Linked DNA regions of Homo sapiens: region 2 is linked to region 1. A link is a loop called in an ENCODE intact Hi-C map of the cell type or tissue named here. Cell type or tissue: mammary epithelial cell. All regions are shown on one strand. Each heading gives the region's core, and the rest is flanking DNA. Links, peaks and the distances in the headings are about the cores only.

Region 1 (9,545 bases), core at 700-8,699:
GCTATTTGGTTCTAGACAAGTTAGCTTTGGGGGACTTCAGTTCCCTCCTCTGTAAGATGAGACTGCTAGTACCTGCCTCACGGGGTTGTTGGTGACTATTAAATTAGGTGATAAATAGAAATCTGGCCTCTTAGTAAGTATTCAGCACATGAGGGCTATGGTTAATAAGAACATTAATCACAAGGAGAATCTAGGTGACCACTGGAAAGCATAAATGAGGACTTGGGAAATATTTTAGTTGATAACTGGGCAACTCTAATGTGTTGAGTATCTTTTGCGGGTATAGGAGAGGTTTGGACTGGAGCAGGGTGGGGAGTGGCTCCTCAAGAAGAAGGACCCCCAGGTCAGCTCAAGCAAGGGGATAAGGTTCAGCTGAGGAAGAAAGCACTTGCAGCCAGTGTCTAGGTTAAACATTTCCACCTTTACTTTCTCCAAGACGCGTCCCGGAAGGGCAGTCGGAAGGATGGCCTAGATCCCCAGAGCCAGCTTTGGGCTTGACCTGGCCAAACTCTGAGAGAAAGATCCTGGACCAAAAGTATAGTGTGAAAAGGAAATGGCTGCTCAATCACCATCTTTCTTTTTGTAGCCAGAACAAACTCTCAATAAACATGTTACCTTTGGCTTTTTAAAGTGGCAGTCCCATTGGAAGCAAAGGACTTACAAGACAAGGTCCTCGACAGGAACAAAAGAGTCACCCCCACCAACGCTCTTGCCAGAAATGAGCTGAAATTCTTGGAGAAGTCTCGGAGCCAAAATTCTCAGGGAGAAGTCCCAGAAGACTGCCCATCAGGCGAGGAAATGTAGGGAAAATGTAATGTGTAAAATGATGAGCTGGAGAACCATCAACGAGACTGCACTGAGCTATGTCTTAATGAGGCGAACTCCAAAGACGCTTTTCCTTTAATCTGGCATTTGAAACGAAACACTGCTAAGACGCCCCCACCTCACCCACCCCACCCTCATGCGTTGCCATGACTACTCAAGTTCTTAGACCATGAAAGAACAACCTCAGCATTTTCCTCTGCAACAAAAGAAAATTATTCCAGGTTTCTAGGTAAAGAACTCCAAGGAATGGGACCTGTTACTGGATAGCAGGTTCTTCAGAATTGCTAGGGATGAAATCTGAGCCTACAGGGACCACAGCTGTCTGAAAAGCCAGTGGAAGGAAACTGAGGGTGACAGGGCCCCCACTCTCACCCAAGCTCACACAGCCCATGCTCTGTCACCATGGCTGGTTCCCTCCCCTCAGCTGGACCTCATTTGCTCCTGCAATGAAGCAAGTTAAAAGAAAACACATCCCCTGTCCATATGGGAAGGGGCAGGGGGTGGGAGAGAGCAGGTCCCGGCTCAGTAGGTCCCAGGGTGGCAGCAAAAGGTGACTTCGCCTGCTCTCTAGTTTGGCGTGCTCTCGAGACAACCAAGGGAGGCCAACCTGTGGCATGGCTAGGAAGCCCCTCCAAGACCCCCTTGAAAGCCTGAGGTCCTGCTAATGAGGGCCAATCTAAGCTTTCTCCCAAATCCAGAAAGCAAAATCGAGGAAGCAACAGCTGGACAGGCAACCTGCTCCCTCACGCTCCCTCCTGAGCCTGAGCTTCAAGTGGAAACCCAGACACTGCTCTCGACGTCTCCCTTTCCTTCATCCTCCACATTCAATCCTTCATCGCCTTTTGAGACTACTTCCTAAACATTTCTCAAATCAATCCACCTCTTTCTCCATCGCCATTGTCTTGGTTCAGGCCTCACCATCTCTAGTCTGAAGTGTTCCTCCAGACCACGTCCACACTAGGGCGAGAGTGATCATTTCAGAACACAAATCTGATCAGGTCACCTCCTGCCAAAAATGCTTCAGTGGCTCCCATCGCCTTTGGGATAAATTTTCACATTCGTTAGAAAGACATGCAAGGCCTTTCATGATGGACGCCCCCATTCCTACTCACTCTACTCCAGACATAAAGAAAACATTTCCCCAACTTACACATTCTTGTGTAAGAATGGGGCCTTCACAAATTGTTCTCCTCTTCTTAGAAAGGCCTTCCCTGACCCAGCATGCTGGATATCTTCTGCTTACCACGCCAGATCCACTCTCCAGCCTGCTCTGTGCCCCAAAGTCTGCCCTGTATAGATCACATCAATCAGCTCCAGTGCCCTCTGGCTCCTGGTTGGGTTTGGCCAATGGGGACCACCAGCAAGAGTTTGGAAGACAGGAAAGAATGAGGTCAAGGCAATTGATTCCCTCCTTGTAAGGTTGCATCAGGCTGGCTGATTCCCTAGAGGGAAGCTGACCTGAATGACACGACTCTCCCTCTTTCCAGGGTACAGGCTGCCCCTCTCCCATGTCTTCTGGCCTAGGGGTGGAAACAGCTCTGCTGCCACTGACCCTGAGTTTCTGTACTATCTTGTGTTGTTCTCCCACACTCTGCCTAAACCTTTGCAAATAACCTCTTTGTGCATAAACCCTCATCAAATCATCCTAACTTAAGGGGGCCTGTTCCCTTTTAGGACCCTGACCAATGCACTCATCCTTTGCCTTTGCCAAATCATAGCCATTCCTTGGGACTACACTCAGGCATCCCCTCCTCCAGGAAAGCTTCCCTATTCACCCCAGGCTGGTTCAGCTGCCCTTCCCCGTGGGCTCCCAGAGCTTCTGTATGCTCCTGTTGCAGCTCTTCCCACACTACTGCAAAAGCCAGTCATTTGTACTAAATCTGAGTCTGCAGAGGGTGACTGAAGTTGAGTATCTTTTGTGGGTCTGAGGGGAAGGTTTGGAATGGGGTAGAGTGAGGAGTCTGGCTTCTGCTGAGGGATGGCCCCCCAAGTCACCTCCAGGAAGGGTATATGGTTTAGTTGAGGAAGAAAGCACCTGAGATCAGTGTGGGATGGGACAATGTGTCGTTGCTCATCCCTGCACCCCAGAATCTGGCACAAAGCAGGCCTTCAGAAAACATTTGCTGAGTGAAGGAAAGAAAAAGTTGTAGCTCAGAGTGAGACCCTGCCAGAGACCCACGGGGAAAAAGTGCAGCATCCCTTTGTGGTTGTCAGTTGTAGGAGCTGGTGTTCCTCAGACCAGGACACAGGGGGTCAGTCAGATCACAGACCAAAGGGCCAGAGGAAAGGCTGTTATTTGAAGAAGACCCCCGCCGGGAGCGGTGGCTCACACCTGTAATCCCAGCACTTTGGGAGGCCGAGGCAGGCGGATCATGAGGTCAGGAGATCGAGACCATCCTGGATAACACGGTGAAACCCCATCTCTACTAAAAATACAAAAAATTAGCCAGATGTGGTGGTGGGCACCTGTAGTCCCAGCTACTCGGGAGGCTGAGGCAGGAGAATGGCATGAACCCGGGAGGAGGAGCTTGCAGTGAGCCGAGATCGCACCACTGCACTCCAACCTGGGTGACAGAGCAAGACACTGTCTCAGAAAAAATAAAAAAATAAAAAATAATAAAAATAATACAATAAAAAAGACCCCCAACTCCAGGACATGAAAACCATGTCCGTGTGCATGGGGAGAGGGCAAGGGAGATGTGCTGATCGGTTTCAACAGCTGGGCTTCCTGAGGAAAAGGAGTGAACAGCCTCCCTCAGCCTGCGGGGACACAGTGGAAGTGTTCCTCCTTGTCCTTGAGCTGAGAGCCCTGCGAACCCCGGCATCAACCCCAGGGAAACTCACATAAGTTTGCTGAAATCAATTATTAAAAGCCCAGGGGCTCTTCCAAAGGACCCAGCAGTACTCTCCCCGATACGTTACCAAATCATTCATTCATTCTTTCAGCAAAATTTATGGGGATCTGCTCTTTGCAAAATTCTTCCCTTTTATTTATTCTGTTAAAATTCTATCCAAAAGGGAAAAGTCATTTTTTTCCTTCCAGTCAGTGTCCCCAGTGGACCCTGCAAGAAGCCTAGCAGGGGCCGGGCGCAGTGGCTCACGCCTGTAATCCCACCACTTCGGGAGGCCGAGGCGGGCGGATCACCCGAGGTCAGGAGTTCAAGACCAGGCTGGCCAACAGGGCGAAACCCCTTCTCTACTAAAAATACAAAAATTAGCCGGGTGTGGTGACGCGTGCCTGTAATCCCAGCTACTTAGGAGGCTGAGGTAGGAGAATCACTTGAACCTGGAAGGCAGAAGTTGCAGTGAGCCGAGATTGCGCCACTGTACTCCAGCCCGGGCAACAGAGTGAGAGTCCATCAAAAAAAAAAAAAAAAAAAAGGAAGGCTAACAGGGGCAGAGGGTGGGCTTCCAGGTAGAAAGGCCCTGCGGCACCTGGACAAATCATGGAAGATTGGGCAGACATGGTGGGTGGAAGGTGGAATAGTGAACTGGTATAGCAAGAGGGCTCTAGAGCTCTAGCTCCCCGCTTTTCTAGATATGTGGCCTTAGGCAAGTTACCTCATGTCTCTGTTACTCGGCTTCCTCCAATGCAGAATGGTGATCATAATAGGACCTAGTGAAATGAATTTGCTGTGAAAATGAGATAAAATCAAATATTCTCCATGAGGTCACCTAGAGCAGTGGGTCCCAAACCCTATCAGACCCAGTGCTCCCGTTTTTACATCAAATATTTTGTAAGTCCACCTTGACTATTCCGAAATGAAATTTATAGATGATACAACCCACCTATGCAGATATTTTTTAGAAAATCAATATACCACCCTAACTATAAGATAATGAACAAAAAGGAAAATAACTCAGAATAAACGAATACACATTGTGATCTAGAAATGCCTGGGCATAACTACACTAGAAGAGATAATGTAGTCAAAGGATTGCACTTATTTGTAATAAATGAGTTTGAATGTAAGAGAGGTAAAATAATATTTACTGGAACATTATGGGTACTTCTTTATATTTGGTGTTCTGAAACAAGACTAAATAAGTATTATACAGTCATACAGATATGTAGAATCATTACTCATTTATAAATGCAGATGAATAGAGGTGTGTTGTTTTGACAACTCAAATACTATGAACATATTACTGTTGGTATTGTGGTTTTCTGAAATGGTAAACAACTCCTGGGAAAGATAAAATACAGTGTTCTTTCCATTTATATGATGGTAGCATTCATTAAAAATTCAGTGAATATTAAAATTTTACCACAGGGCCGGGCGCGGTGGCTCACACCTATAATCCCAGCACTTTGGGAGGCCCAGTCGGGCGGATCACTTAAGGTCAGGAGTTCAAGGCCAGCCTGGCCAACATGGTGAAACAAAAATACAAAAAAATTAGCTGGGCGTGGTGGCAGGCATATGTAATCCCAGCTACTAGGGAGGCTGAGGCAGGAGAATGGCTTGAACCCAGCAGGTGGAGGTTGAGGTGACCAGAGATCATGCCACTGCACTCCAGCCTGGGCGACAGCGAGTCTCTGTCTCAAAAAATAAATAAATAAATAAACAAAATTGTACAAAAGTACTTTGTGTTTATATACAAATTAGAATTAGGTTCTAGGCTCAGACCAATATGAAGAGGTTTTCTACCTACATGAGTATCTGGTGGGGCATTCAAATGTCAGGAGACGTGCGGGAGAAATCTTCATCATACAAGACTGCCTTGCCTAGGGCAGGGAGTCTGGCTGCCCTCTGACTCCACCTCAGTAGTGCCCCCAACCAATGTAACAAACACCACACGTTTCTAAAGTGCCTCTAGGGGGCAGCACTATCCCCATTGACGATTAGTGGGCCAGAGTTTATGGGGTTATCCAATAGGTAGCCTACCAAGGAATGCAGGATGACAGGCATACAATCTCCAGAAATGCAGAGCAGACAGTCAGCGTTAGGGAACTCTATCAGCACTTCACATTCCGACTCTGCTGTTTTGCTGTGTTCTGCTACGTTTTTGTTTGGTAGGGGCCATAGGGCAAGGCCATTCCCCAGTGGACAGCGGATGAGATCTCTCCTGAAGAGAGTGAAGAAGAAATCAGCACCAAAACAGACAGAGCTGTCGCACAGACTTCCAAGTTAAAAAAAAAAAAAAAGTCTCTCCAAACTGATACACCCTTGTATTTTTCTTCCCTGGACGATTATTGGGAGCTCTTTGAAAAGAATATCATCAGCATTCTTTGCAAATAACCCTCAGTTTGCTCACCTCTTGCTCCACTGTGAACATCACAGAGTATTTCACAAGGTTGTAACATTTCGCCTCTCAACTGAATGTATCTAAAGAAAAGCCACTGTCTTTTGCGGATATAAAACCGCACTTCTAGCAAGACTGGTCAAGGCACTGGGGTGAGGTAGTAAGCTAGTGTTTGCCCACCCCATTCCTTCTTGATGCAGCCTTAATGATCAAAAAACCTCACTTGAATCTGAGGTTTATTTACCACCAAAAGGAGCAATCATTTCTAATCATCCCAGGAAGAGACAGATCCTCAAACAGAACTCTGGGATTCAGATGGTGGCACCAGACCCAAGGGGAACTCTCATTTCCTTCTCAGCTTCATTCTTTATTTAGTGGGTCCATCTGAACTTTCAAGAGCACAGCTGTCCCAGCTTCTGCCCCGAGGCCAGGGCTGGTGCCATGGCACTGACCACGCGGAGGCAGCCCCCACACTGGTGAAGGCAGGCCCTGAGCCCTCACAATCAAGTCGTATCTTGTAAACCAGATTTTATAGGCTCATGTTACTCTCTCTGTTTATTTCTGTTGTTCTCCCCAACCTGTGGTAAAGGCTGGTCTGAGGAATCCAGCCTGGTCTCAGCTACCCTGTGTGTGTTGAAGGGTGGGGATGATGGGTGAGAAATCTCAAGGGGAAATTCTAGTCACTCCTCTCCACACAGAGACTCTCCCTTTATTGCTAAGCTTGCAGGAATGGGCTTTAATTCATTAGAAAAGGTGGCGACTTTTCCTCCACAGGATCTGGTGGAGCCAGGGAGGCCCTAGTTTTAGATGAACCAGGTAAGACACCAGGAAGGGGTCTCAAGCCCATGGGCTAAGCCCCCTGGCAGGTTATTAGAATTTGAGAATAGCATGAAGGCTGACTTGGTAGCAAGGAGCTGTGATGTTGGTGCCCAATTTGTAGGCTGCAGGGAGCACATTTTGTATCTATTTGCCAGGAGACAAAGTGGGCCCACCAATAGTTGATGGGGGTAAGTGTACCTTTCAGAGATAGTGGCTCCGTCCACAGATAGAATGGATCCAGCAAAGTTGGGAACCAAGCAGGCTGGACACATGTCACCTACTGTATCAGTCCATTTTCACCCTGATAATAAAGACATACCTGAGACTGGGTAATGTATAAAGAAAAAGAGACTCACAGTTCCATATAGCTGGGGAGGCCTCACAGTCATGGCGGAAGGTAAAAGGCACATCTTACGTGGTGGCAGGCAAGAGAGAATGAGAGCCAAATGGAAGAGGAAACCCCTTATAAAAGCATCAGATCTCATGAGACTGATTCACTACCATGAGACCCGTATGGGGGAAACCTCCCCCATGATTCAGTTATCTCCCACTGGGTTCCTCCCACAACACATGGGAATTATGGGAGCCACAATTCAAGTTGAGATTTGGGTGGGGACACAGCCAAACTATATCACCTACATACGTTTTTGAGGACAGAGAAGGAGCCAAGAGAAAAAGAGAACAAATACGCAAATAAACAAAATAGAAATAAAAACTAAAGGTGTTTTCTCAAGATTTATTTCTCATTATCTTCCACTCTCCTCAGGAGTCAAAGTCAGCATGGTCCCAGGAAGCCCCTAGAGGCAGGGGAAGCTGCATCAGGACGGGGACTAAAACAGCTCCATCTTAAAGAGAAACTGACATCATCTCCGAAAGCCCTGAGGAACGTGCTCTTACACAGACCTGAGTGTTGGGGCCGCTCACTTTAGCAAGCACAGCAGCAGCCTAAACATCGCTGACACCTCCACCATCTGGCCTTTGGCTCCACAGAGCTGCTACCCCAACTTGGGGCACACTTTGGGAGAGAACCAGAGGGAAAAACCTCTCAGTAGTAAATGTGGATCTCACAAAGCCTGTGCGCGCGAGCAATGGTTCTCAGCCCTGCGTGCACTTTAGAATCACCCGCGGAGTTTTTAAACACCCCCATGCCTGGACCCCACCACCAGAGGTTCTGATTTAATTGATCTGGAGTAGGACCCAGGCATGGATATGTTTTCAAAGCTCCCCAGGTGATTCTAATGTACAGCCAGAGATGAGAACCACCACGTTATACAATAGGAGAGGCCCTCAGGCTCTCACTCAGATCCCAGTTACTCTTAATTTATATATACTTCGAACAATCCTGTTGTCTGGTTTTCTAGCTGTTATAAGATTAAAAGCAGTGCTTTTAGAAGGGGAGAGAAAGGCTGTTAATGAAAAGACACTAAAAGCAGCAAGACAGAACACATGGAAGTCTGATCACAGGGTAAAGATAGAAAACCTATAAAAAGCAAGCACAGCATCCAACCTCTCCCCACTCCAGCATATCCTATTTACAGTCAAGGCCTGAGGGCTCACTTGATGGGGAGGAGGGAGCATGATGGCTGCAGTGTGAAGGGCAAGTGATAAATATTGACTGTCCGTGATGTGAAAGGCGTGTGTAGACAGTTGCTACAAACGTTAGCTCATTTAATTCTCATTACAGCCCTGTAAGTATTATTATCCCATTTTATAGGTGAAGATACCAAGACACAGGGAGGATCCTTGGTTTGCTCAAAGTTGCACCAGCAGTGAGCTGCAAAGCTGGATTTGAATGTCAAATGTCAATCCGTTTGATTCAAAAGCTCACATCTGTTAGAAAGTGCCACATCTGCCTGTTAAGCTGATATTTCTGCCTGTTAAGCTGGTATTTCTAATGATGACCCAAAGTCTAGAGCTGCGTTACCTTCAGTGTCCAGCTGTTCAAGATGTTCACTTTAGGAATAGTTACACACACACACACACACACACACACACACACACACACACAAATACGTGCTTTTTAACAGTGATGAAAGAATTGAGTACCCATCTGGGAAATAAATAAATAAATAAATAATACACGTTATTTCCCAGCTCACGCCATTTGTCAAAATGAATACCAGATGGATAAAGAAGGAAATGAAATCATAAAGGTACTAGAAGAAAATATGAGTGAATATTTTATAATCTTAGGATGGGGAAGGACTTTCTAAACATGTCAACAAAAGTAGAAACCATAGAGGAAAAGATTAATAGATTTGACTACAAAAAAAATCAAAAACTTCTGTACATCAAAACCCACCATAAATTGAAACAATATTCAGCCTCACTAACATTCAAAGGAAAGAAAATTAAAACGGCAATAAGAGACCTTTTTTTGCTGATCAGATTGGCAATGATTAAAAAGAATTATCATACTGAAGAGCTGGCGCGGGTGGGGGAATTTGCACTCACTCACGGTTGGAGGGGGTGTAAACTGGTATAAAGGCATTTTGGCAATATGTATGAAAAAAGCCTAAGAAGGCACATATCTTTGACCCAGAAATTCCATGTATAAAAATGGAAAGGACAGGATTGATTCACTATACACACAAATGCATATGTGCAAGGATTTTATTCACTGATACACTGTTTGGAATATTGAAAAACCGGAAGCA
Region 2 (9,545 bases), core at 695-8,694, 52 kb after region 1:
TGGGTGTATATCTTACAGCACATCTCAATTGGGATTGGCCACAAGTGCTCCATAGTCATGGGTGGTTGGTGGCTGCCATATTGGACTGTCTAAAGGGACGGGTGACCTGGAGCATCTTGAGCAGATAATAAGAGCAGGTGGTGGGGGCTGAGGACTTTCAGGCAGTAGGGAATAACCGCGGGTTCTTGAGTGAGAGAGTATCCTGGCACAGCGCTCTCACGCTGTGGAGTTTGGAGGCTGCCAAGGAGCTAGAACAAGAAGTTCAAGGACAATGAGAGATCGAAGGAGGAAACCCCAGCAGATGACCAGCCCCACAAGTAGGACTGGGAGCCTTGGCCCTTGCCCTCACCTGAGACTGGAGGAGACCCCAGACGGGGACTGTAAGTATGAATTTACCTCCATGGGGAGGTAGGCAGGTCACCTTGGCAGGCCCTGGTTGGGAGAAGGCTGTTGAGGACCCAGGGGCTGTTTTACGGTTCCTTTGGCTCCCCATTCACGGAAGCAGACTCACACCAGATCCCTCCTGCCTGCTCCCCCCACCACTCCTGCAGCCCATAAAGGGTAATGAAGCTGAAGTTAAAACAGTCACATGAAACCCACTCATTTGAAAGGGCACCTGCTTTAAAGGCCAAATTTCCTGAGCCCAGGTTTATACATTAAGCTACAGAAAGACCTAATTAATTCAGACCCCACTCACTCTGAATTTGGGATAAATTCTGCCTCGGGCTGGTCTGAAGTCTTTCCTTTTGCACTATCTATGAAGAAATGGTTTGCTAAGCAAATAAATAGTGCAGGCCAGATTACAGAGACAGGTCTGGCTTACTTAACTGTTTTTAAGAACTTTAAAAATCACTTTAGCAGCCTCATTCCCAGAAAGTTAATGAGATCATTACAGCTGGTCCTTATCTATTTATTTCAGCATTTCAGTTTTCCAAGCACCTTTATACCCATTAGTTAATGTGACCTGGGGTGGGGAATCCTGTTATTTCTCAGCTTCCAGCAACAGACTTAGTGCCTGGCACACAGTTGGTACTTAATGTTTGCTAAATGAAGGAAGTAGGCCTGGTAAACAATACTAGTCCCATCTTACAGATGAGAAAAAATGAGGCTCAGAGAAGTTAGTTATAATATATTCTGTCCTGGCCACAATGGCTTTGGGGTGTCCCTAGAGCTAGACCAGCCACATAGCTAGTTAGTGATGATATCAGAGCTTGAACCAATGCTGGTTGCGGGTTTCTCTCCACTCTATTACATGTTACCAGGGCTGCTGCTTGACAGCAGTTTATTATCTGAGTTTGAGGAACAGTCTGTTCTTAGGGACCACAACAAAAAAGTCCCATTTTTTTTTTTTTTTTTTTTTTTTTTTGAGACGGAGTCTCGCTCTGTCGCCCAGGCTGGAGTGCAGTGGCGCGATCATCTCGGCTCACTGCAAGCTCTGTCTCCCGGATTCACGTCATTCTCCTGCCTCAGCCTCCCGAGTAGCTGGGACTACAGGGGCCCGCCACCACGCCCGGCTAATTTTTTGTATTTTTTAGTAGAGATGGGGTTTCACTGTGTTAGCCAGGATGGTCTCGATCTCCTGACCTTGTGATCCGCCTTCCAGAGTGCTGGGATTACAGGTGTGAGCCACTGCGCCCGGCCCATTTTTCTTTTGTAAATTGCATTTTCCCCAGGGAAAGGAATCACTGCGTTCTGGAATGTGTGCCTCCGCACTAATCAGCAACAATCCCCTTCTGTGCAGCACCTGACTCTGACACAGGCCTCCTGACACCCGTGGCCCTTGGGATGTCAGGGCCAGTACAGGTCACTTTCCTCCCTGGGGTGGAAGAAATGGGGGCTGCTGCAAATCTATCTGGTCCTGGCTCCTCCGGGGAGTGCTTCCCGAGGCACAGGCCTCCCAGGAAGGATGGTCTTTGTCCTCTGGGTATACCCTTCCCCCACATCAGGGGAGCAGCCTCTGTGGGCTGGGTCTTTCTTGCCACTTATGGGGGGATAGGAAGAGGCCGGTCTCTGTCTCTCTGCCCTTTGTTCTGGAGGCTTGGCTGACTTGGAACACTGCGCAGGGAAAATTCCCTGACCGTGAGATCTGCAGGCTGCAGGGTCCCTGGGGAAGGCTGGCCAGGGGCTCTTTCGAGCTGCAGCTGGAAAGAGGGGTTGGGTTTCAGCGAGCCGGGCTCGGGGACGGCAGCCCGCCTCCCTGGCGGTAAGGGAGCTGGCCCGGCGAGCCAGCTGTGCCTGACAGCTTCCTGTCGAGAGCTGAGGGCCCACATGACCGCTCCCCACTTTGTGGATTAGGGGGCGAAAGGCCCAAGAGGGAGGGAGAGCAGGAGGGGCACTCAGGTGCTCTCTGGCCCAGCTGGGGATGGGGTGAGAAGCAGAGCACCAAAACATTTTTTGTGAAATGAATTCTGCGGGCTCCCGGTCACACGGTCCAGCAAGCTGGCTCGCCCTGGAGAGGGGGTGTGGGGCTGGGGATGCGGTGAGCCTTGGCACTGACTGGGGCCATGGACTGTTTGTTTAAAGTCCCCCTCCCTGCAACCTGACTACACACATCCCCACAGTGTCTGCCAGAGAGGCAATGTGGTAGCCACAGCGCTATGTGTTGAAGAGGAGATGGGATCTGGCCGTGACGCGGGAAAGAACCCAGGCCTGGATTAAAGGGCAGTGCACGCTCTGACCACCCTGGTCTCTCCCGAACTGGACCCCCTGAGCCAAGGGCAGCTGAGGCCAGAGAACTGGGCCTCCCACTGAAGCCGTCCTGACCAGGGATGCCAGGCCTGGCCTAGAGATGCCCCGTTCTGTCCAACAAGCGTTTATTGAGCACCTACTGTATATGGAAGTGTGCACAGAGATAAGTCAAACACAGCCCTGTCTTAAGGAGATACGCTTGAGATGATAAGCTCTGAGTATGACAGGGTGCAGTGCAGGCACACAGAGAAGCTTGGCACCCCAGGGTGCAGCCTTGGGGTTCACAGAGGGCTTCCTGGAGTCAATGATGCCTCAGAGGGAGGAGGAGGCCAGCAGGGCGGTGAAGTCCCTAAGGACCCAGTTTAGCAGTGGGTTTCTGGGGACAGTTGCAGATCCCCACCTCATAGGCAGACCTGTGCACACCTGCCCTGCCATCACCACGTAAGAGTGGCCTAGAACCCCAAAGGTCTCCGGTGAGGAACAGCAAACTGGGCACAGGCCTTGCCGGGGTTTCTGGGTCAGCTGAGCTCACTTCCCCTGTCCCTGGTCCACACACCTTGAGAATGATGCAATAGATGTCAGGGAGAAGGAGGGGGTGCCGTGCAGCCCACCAGGTGTGGGCCTTCCCCTTCACTGACCTCTAAACAAGACCCCACAGCCCTGGGGCAAAAGCCCCGGGCACCGACACTTCACTAATATCTGAGCTTTTGTGCTGTTGAACACCAAGGAGCCTTGGCCTCCTCCCTGGAGGGATTTCTGGTGCAGCTATCGGCCCTGTAGGTGATTTTTGTTCCAGCTCTATCTCTATTGTTTACATAGCTCAGAGTTCCATGGAGTGAGAGAAACATGCTTTCCTTTCCACTAAAGGTGCTATGAAAAACAGCCGGTCTGTGGAGGGGCAGGAGGGAAGGCCGTGTGTGCTGTTCGGCCCCTCATTCTGACAGGCTCTTCTGGTCTCCAGAGTCCTCTCTGTCCAGGATACCTGTTTGTCACGCTCTCCCTGGAGCTGGCTCAGCTGGAGGCTCTGGGACTCGGAAGGAGCCCCCATTCTAGAACTCTCACTGGGAGTTCTGGCTCTACGAATGGAGTTGTCCCTGCATGGAGTCCTACAGGCCTGGATGCCACCAAAAGAGGGGGCAGTGGAATGCTACTCCCCCTCTAATCTGGCCACCAACTGCCACCTTATCTGCAGGCCCTGACAAGGGTGACAGAAGCTGATGCCTGGATGTCCAGCAGGCAGGACGATGGGAGAGCGGAGGGGGCAGATGGTAGAGAAGGAGGCAAAAAGCAGCCCCACTCACCCTGGGGAGGGACCGAAATCTCCTGCTTTAAAGCCAGCAGGTTCCGCCTCTGGGTATTCTCTCCAGCACCATTTTTCCTTCTTCACTACAGAGATTTTATTTCTCTCTTGCTTGGTTTGAGAACTGTCCTGATGCAGCGGGCAGATGTCTGAGTACTTGAGGGCTCCGGTGATGACTCCTCAGGGTCTCCGCCTGAAGACTTGGTTCAAAGCTCCCAGCCCTCTAGCAGACCTCACCCCTGCCTCTTACCGTTTCCTCTTTCCTTCCTCCTGCAACTTCCCCTTTCTCTGCCTGCATGCAGCCCCTGTGTCTCCAGCACATTCTCCTTTGGGTCTCCGCGTCTTTGGCACTCACGTTCTGCATGTTACTTATCCTGTCCATCGGCCAACAAGCAATGGGTCATGTCACTTTACTTCCCTGGTTTTCATGTCTATGAAATGGTAAAAGTCATGGATGGTGGTGGGTTGTCTGGTGGTCTTGAGAGTCCCTGCAAGACCTTCTACCCTAAGATTTGAAGTATTTACTTATTGATGCCCTGATGCCTGAGCGGGCATTATGGAAAAAAAAAAAAAGAGGCTGCCCAATACCAGCCTGACCAACATGGAGAAAACCCGTGTCTACTAAAAATGCAAAATTAGCTGGGCATGGTGGCACATGCCTGTAATCCCAGCTACTCAGGAGGCTGAGGCAGGAGAATCGCTTGAACCCGGGAGGTGGAGGTTGCAGTGAGCTGAGATTGCACCACTGCACTTCAGCCCGGGCAACAAGAGCGAAACTCTGTCTCAAAAAAAAAAAAAAAAAAAGAGGCTGCCCAATATGTGCACTGGGACTCTCTACCCTTCTTCATTCGAGGCCAGCCTAGGGCTGAGGAGTGATCCCTTTACAGATTCAAGCTGCCACAGGTCAAATGATAGAATGGCGTGCAGCAGGATGGGGAAGCCCAGTGGGAAACGGGGCAGCAGGATGGGCTGGAACAAGCCTTCAGCCCTACCTCTCTCCTTTGACTACTCCAAATATTCTTGACTTCTGAAAAATTCCCAAATGTTTCCGAGCCAAGAATCCCCCAAAGGAGTGGCTCAGTGTCTGGGGTTACAGAGACTTTGTTACTGCAGCAAAGCATACTACAACCCATTTACTGGTTTAATTTAATTATTTATGATAACACTTCAGAGTAAAAACTACACTTGTCAAAATAAAGGGGACTTTGTGCTGCAGTGACCCAGATTTTATTGTTGCATTACCTAATGCACCGAAACCTGGTAATCGGCACCAGATCTCCCTGCCACTTGGGCAAATCAGCACTGAATGAGGAAGGCTGAAATGGATTACTGCTTCCTGGGGGAATTATTTTCAACGATTCAAACAAAATGGCATTTTGATTTTCTTCCTCCCACTCTAGTTGCATCCCCTTTCCCCCAAATAACCTGGTTTCTACACATATATTTGACTGTTTGCCGTTACCTCTGTGCCCTTAGATCACCTCCCTTTCTTTGCACATACAGTTTCTTCTGCCTAGGATGCCTTCTCCACCACTCACTAGACAAATCATTCCTAACCATGTCGGCACAACAGATTCCCCCATGCATTTGAGAAGAAATTCAGATTTGGCCAGGCACGGTGGCTCACGCCTGTAATCCCAGTATTTTGGGAGGCTGAGGTGAGTGGATTACCTGAGGTCAGGAGTTCAAGACCAGCCTGGCCAACATGGGGAAACCCCGTCTCTACTGAAAATACAAAAATTAGCTGGGCATGATGGTGCATGCCTGTAATCCCAGCTACTTGGGAGGCTGAGACAGGAGAATCGCTTGAACCCAGGGGTCAGAGGTTGCAGTGAGCTGAGATTGTACCACTGCACTCCAGCCTGGGTGACAGAGTGAGACTCTGTCTCAAAAAATAAATAAATAAATAAAAGAAACCCCGCCTCTACTGAAAATACAAAAATTAGCTGGGCATGCTGTCGCGCGCCTGTAATCCCAGCTACTCAGGAGACTGAGGCAGAAGAATTGCTTGAACCCAGGAGGCGGAAGTTGCAGTGAGCTGAGATTGCACCACTGCACTCCAGCCTGGGCGACAGAGCAAAACTCTATCTAAAAAAAAAAAAAAAAAAGAGAGAGATAGAAATTCAGATTCCCGGGAGCCACACTGAAGAACTCCCACCGAGCTTAAATCTTGCCTCTCTATGAAGCCACCCCTGGGGTCCATGCCCTGTCCAGCACTTTCTCCTCCGTGGCTCACCAGCCCTCTGCCCTTTCCCCGACAGCTTCTACTCCTTGACCATAAGTCCTCTGAGGGCAGGGTCTTTCTCTTTTACCTCTGTATCCTCAGCAAGCATAGTGTCTGCCCACGTGGAAGTTCAATAAAAGGTGGCCGGTTGCATGTTGGGCAGTATTTTGAGGAATTAAGACTTTGCTGGAGTTATTCATACTAAGGTCAGAGCACCAACTTCTGTCCTCACCCAGACCCTGAGCCCCTCTCCTTCCCACCTGGAACCTGCAGGTCCACATTCTTCCTTGGGCAGAAATGGCCTTTTTTTTTTTTGGTTGAAAGACCTTTGAGGGTGAGAAATTCCCGGCTACACTGTGTGATGGGGCTTAGGGAGATGTGGATTCACAGCAGGGTACAATGGGCATGTAATCTGGCCTCACCATTCACAGCAAGCCTGTCAGGACCAGCTTCAGATGCTTACTCCTTATTAATGGCCCTCCCCTGAGTCCCAAGGCTAACAGGTTCTCTCAATACCCTACTGCCTCCCTCAGCTCCTGACACTCCATTATTCACAGCAGTGACCGTGGTGATGACAGCCTAGGTGACCCATGGCAAAATCTAGTGATAAGTAAGGAAGGGAAATTCACCTGTGGAAGGCCCCATCCACCCATCCATCCATCCACCCATCCATCCATCCACCCATCCATCCATCCACCCATCCATCCATCCACCCATCCATCCATCCATCCATCCACCCACCCATCCATCCACCCACCCACCCATCCATCCATCCATCCATCCACATAGTCATTTATTGCTAAGTCAGGAGGACACACACACACACACACACACACACACACACACACACACGACAAAGGAGACCTGGTCTCTGCAATTAAGGTGCTTACAATCTAGTTGGGGAGACAGATAGGAGTTACAATTCCAGTGCCCCAATCTCCATCCTCAACAACTCCATCTGTAGTAATTTCCCAGCGTTGGTGCTTTACGTTCACAAAGCACTTCCCGTCTGAGCTGGGGGTCCTCCCAAGGAGAGGAGGAGCACTCCCCAGTTTTGCCATCTCTAAAACCAAGTTGGAAAAGGTGGGCTCTGGGGTCCCTTCCTGCTCCAGTCCAGGTGGGTTTCTTTAGGAAGAACTCCTGGTACAGGAACTTCTTGGGACCCACAGTCTGCAAACTGATGGCTTCCTGGAGGTGTTTCCTAAGCAGCCAGGACTTTTCAAAGAAGACCTGATAAGCCATGAGGTCAGAGACCTTGGGGCTACTCAAACCGATTGCTGCATGCTAGAATTGCTTGAGGGCCTGAGGGGAAGAAATGGCAGTGCCTGGAACCCAACTGAATCAGTAGTTCCTAAAAGTTCCTCTGGTGACCCCAGTGTGCAGCCGGGGTTGAGAGCTGTGGACCTAACAAACTCTTCTATGCTTGAGGGGTCTGAAGCCAGGAGAGGCGTAACTTGAGTAGAGACACATGTAGAAAGTGCAAAGCTCAGAGCACAGATGCAGCACAGCTGAGGCCCTGTTTCCCATGCTGCTGGCTGCTTCTCCATGTCTTGTGAAAGCTTAGTCCTTTCTCACCCCACTTCCAAAGACGACCAGGCCCTGCTGGCCCTGGAGATCCTGCTCTGTCCCCATTCTGAGGACAGTGGCTAGAGCTGCTCCTGACCCCTTGATGTGTCCTTTCCTAATGTCCAGAGGAAGAGGGACAGGTGGGTGGCAGTTGAGGCAGGCCTGGGCCTTGAGTCCAGGGAGCGGCTTTTGCCAGAGAAGATGGTGATCATTTGATTTAAACAAACGGGGCTTGTTCCTGGAAGACGTTTGTCTGCACGGGGCAGCAGCGCCATTCATCATGGCAGCTCTGAGGCTGGGGGCAAGAAGTCAGCTTTTCAGGGCCCCGGCCCACAGGGAGGAGCTTGGGGGCTGCTCTCCCAGGACCAGCCCCGAGAAGATGTTAGGAAAGCTAATGAGCAATGGGACAGCTGCAGCTTGTTACAGAGCGCCCGGGGCCCATTGTAACTGAGACCTTTAAATATACATTGTAGTCAAATAACCAGCATCCTCCCGCCCAACTGCAGGTCCACCAGGGCCAAGCTGGTCCACGCCCGGCCCACCCAGCTCCTCCCTCCTAGCCTCATCCTTCTGTCTGAGGGAGAAAAACCACTCTCCCACCCTCTTTGACTGGAAAGGAATCGATTATGACTGCAAGAGCTGGGTGTAGCCAGGTTCTCTGACCATCCTCACTCTTACTTCCCTCTAAATGGACACAACTGTAGCTCCATCACTGCCCTTGTCACCCTACCTAAGTCCCACTGGATTTCAGAAAATCAGCATGGCACTGTGGGTCTTTGGAGAACCTCTATAGGACGTATCTCCCACCAAGTCAGAACCTCCTGAAGCCACTGACAGCCAGCCTAAAATGCCTGTTCCGTGGTCCTCCACTCATATGCCTCCTCCAAAGCCCACTTCGGAGATTACCAACTCTGTCGAGCCTTCCCCGGCTTACCAAGGCAGAGCTGGTGGCCTGTCCCCTACACTGAATAAGTGTGTGGGTCATACCTCTTAGCCCAGGTGAAGCCGGGGGCCTGTGTGAGCTCCTTGAGAACAGGGACCAGTTTATATTCCCGTCTGATCCCCAGAGGCCAGCAGGTGCATGACACCTCGAAGACCTCAGGAAATGTGTGCGAAATGGACTCCTGTACTCCATCCATCCCATCCTTAATGGACGCATCCATCCAACACGTGGTAAGTGGGCTCTGCACAAAGGGAACTCTCACCCAGCAGCACACAGTGCTGGGAGCCAGGACCCCAGGTGAGAAGCCACTGGTTGTCCTCAGGGTCATGTCTGTAGGAGAGGTATTTTAGGTCGATTTCTAGGGAAGGAATCCTGAGCAGCGATGTCTAATTTGAAAGTGGAGTAGTAGAGGCAGGAAGAGAAGGCAGGGTTATGAAGCAGAAGGTAGCACTGCTTCTCAACAGAGCATCTGCCCTCACCAGTGAGCCTCCATTTACCACTGTACTCCACTACATCCTGGGGTACTCACCTGCCACGGTGTGCCCCACTTCATCATGGGGTACCTCAGCTCCCCACACTGTACCCCACTTCATCATGGAGCACCTCAGCTCCCCACACCATACTCCATCATGGGTAGCTCAGCTTCCCACACCGTACCCTACTTCATCATGGGCCTCCTCAGCTCCCCAACCATGCCCCACTTCATCATGGGGTACCTCATCTCCCCACACTGTACCCAACTTCATCATGGGGCACCTCAGCTCCCCATACCATACTCCATCATGGGTACCTCAGCTCCCCACACTGTACCCCACTTCATCATG

Evidence for each region. Peaks named below come from ENCODE experiments on the same cell type or tissue, not always from the same donor. Only the 100,000 strongest peaks of a DNase experiment are listed, where the experiment ranks them.
Region 2: a loop joins it to region 1, with 4 times the contacts of the local background. A loop is called at or near these places in 3 of 110 quality-filtered maps.

What each region holds. Positions count from the first base shown.
Region 1 is chr3:184,723,747-184,733,291 of GRCh38, reverse strand. All of the region lies in intron 2 of LOC107986163 (a long non-coding RNA gene), which reads right to left. Among named protein-coding and RNA genes, the nearest start is that of MAGEF1, 16 kb to the right of the region's middle. In mammary epithelial cell, for the core only: a CTCF peak has its summit at 5,639 (motif pointing right); DNase peaks (open chromatin) are centred at 5,661 and 6,571; H3K27ac peaks cover 1,059 bases.
Region 2 is chr3:184,671,840-184,681,384 of GRCh38, reverse strand. No RefSeq gene overlaps it. Among named protein-coding and RNA genes, the nearest start is that of MAGEF1, 35 kb to the left of the region's middle. RefSeq lists enhancers at 2,227-2,732, 2,733-3,237, 8,097-8,598. In mammary epithelial cell, for the core only: no CTCF peak of the experiment used is centred there; no DNase peak of the experiment used is centred there.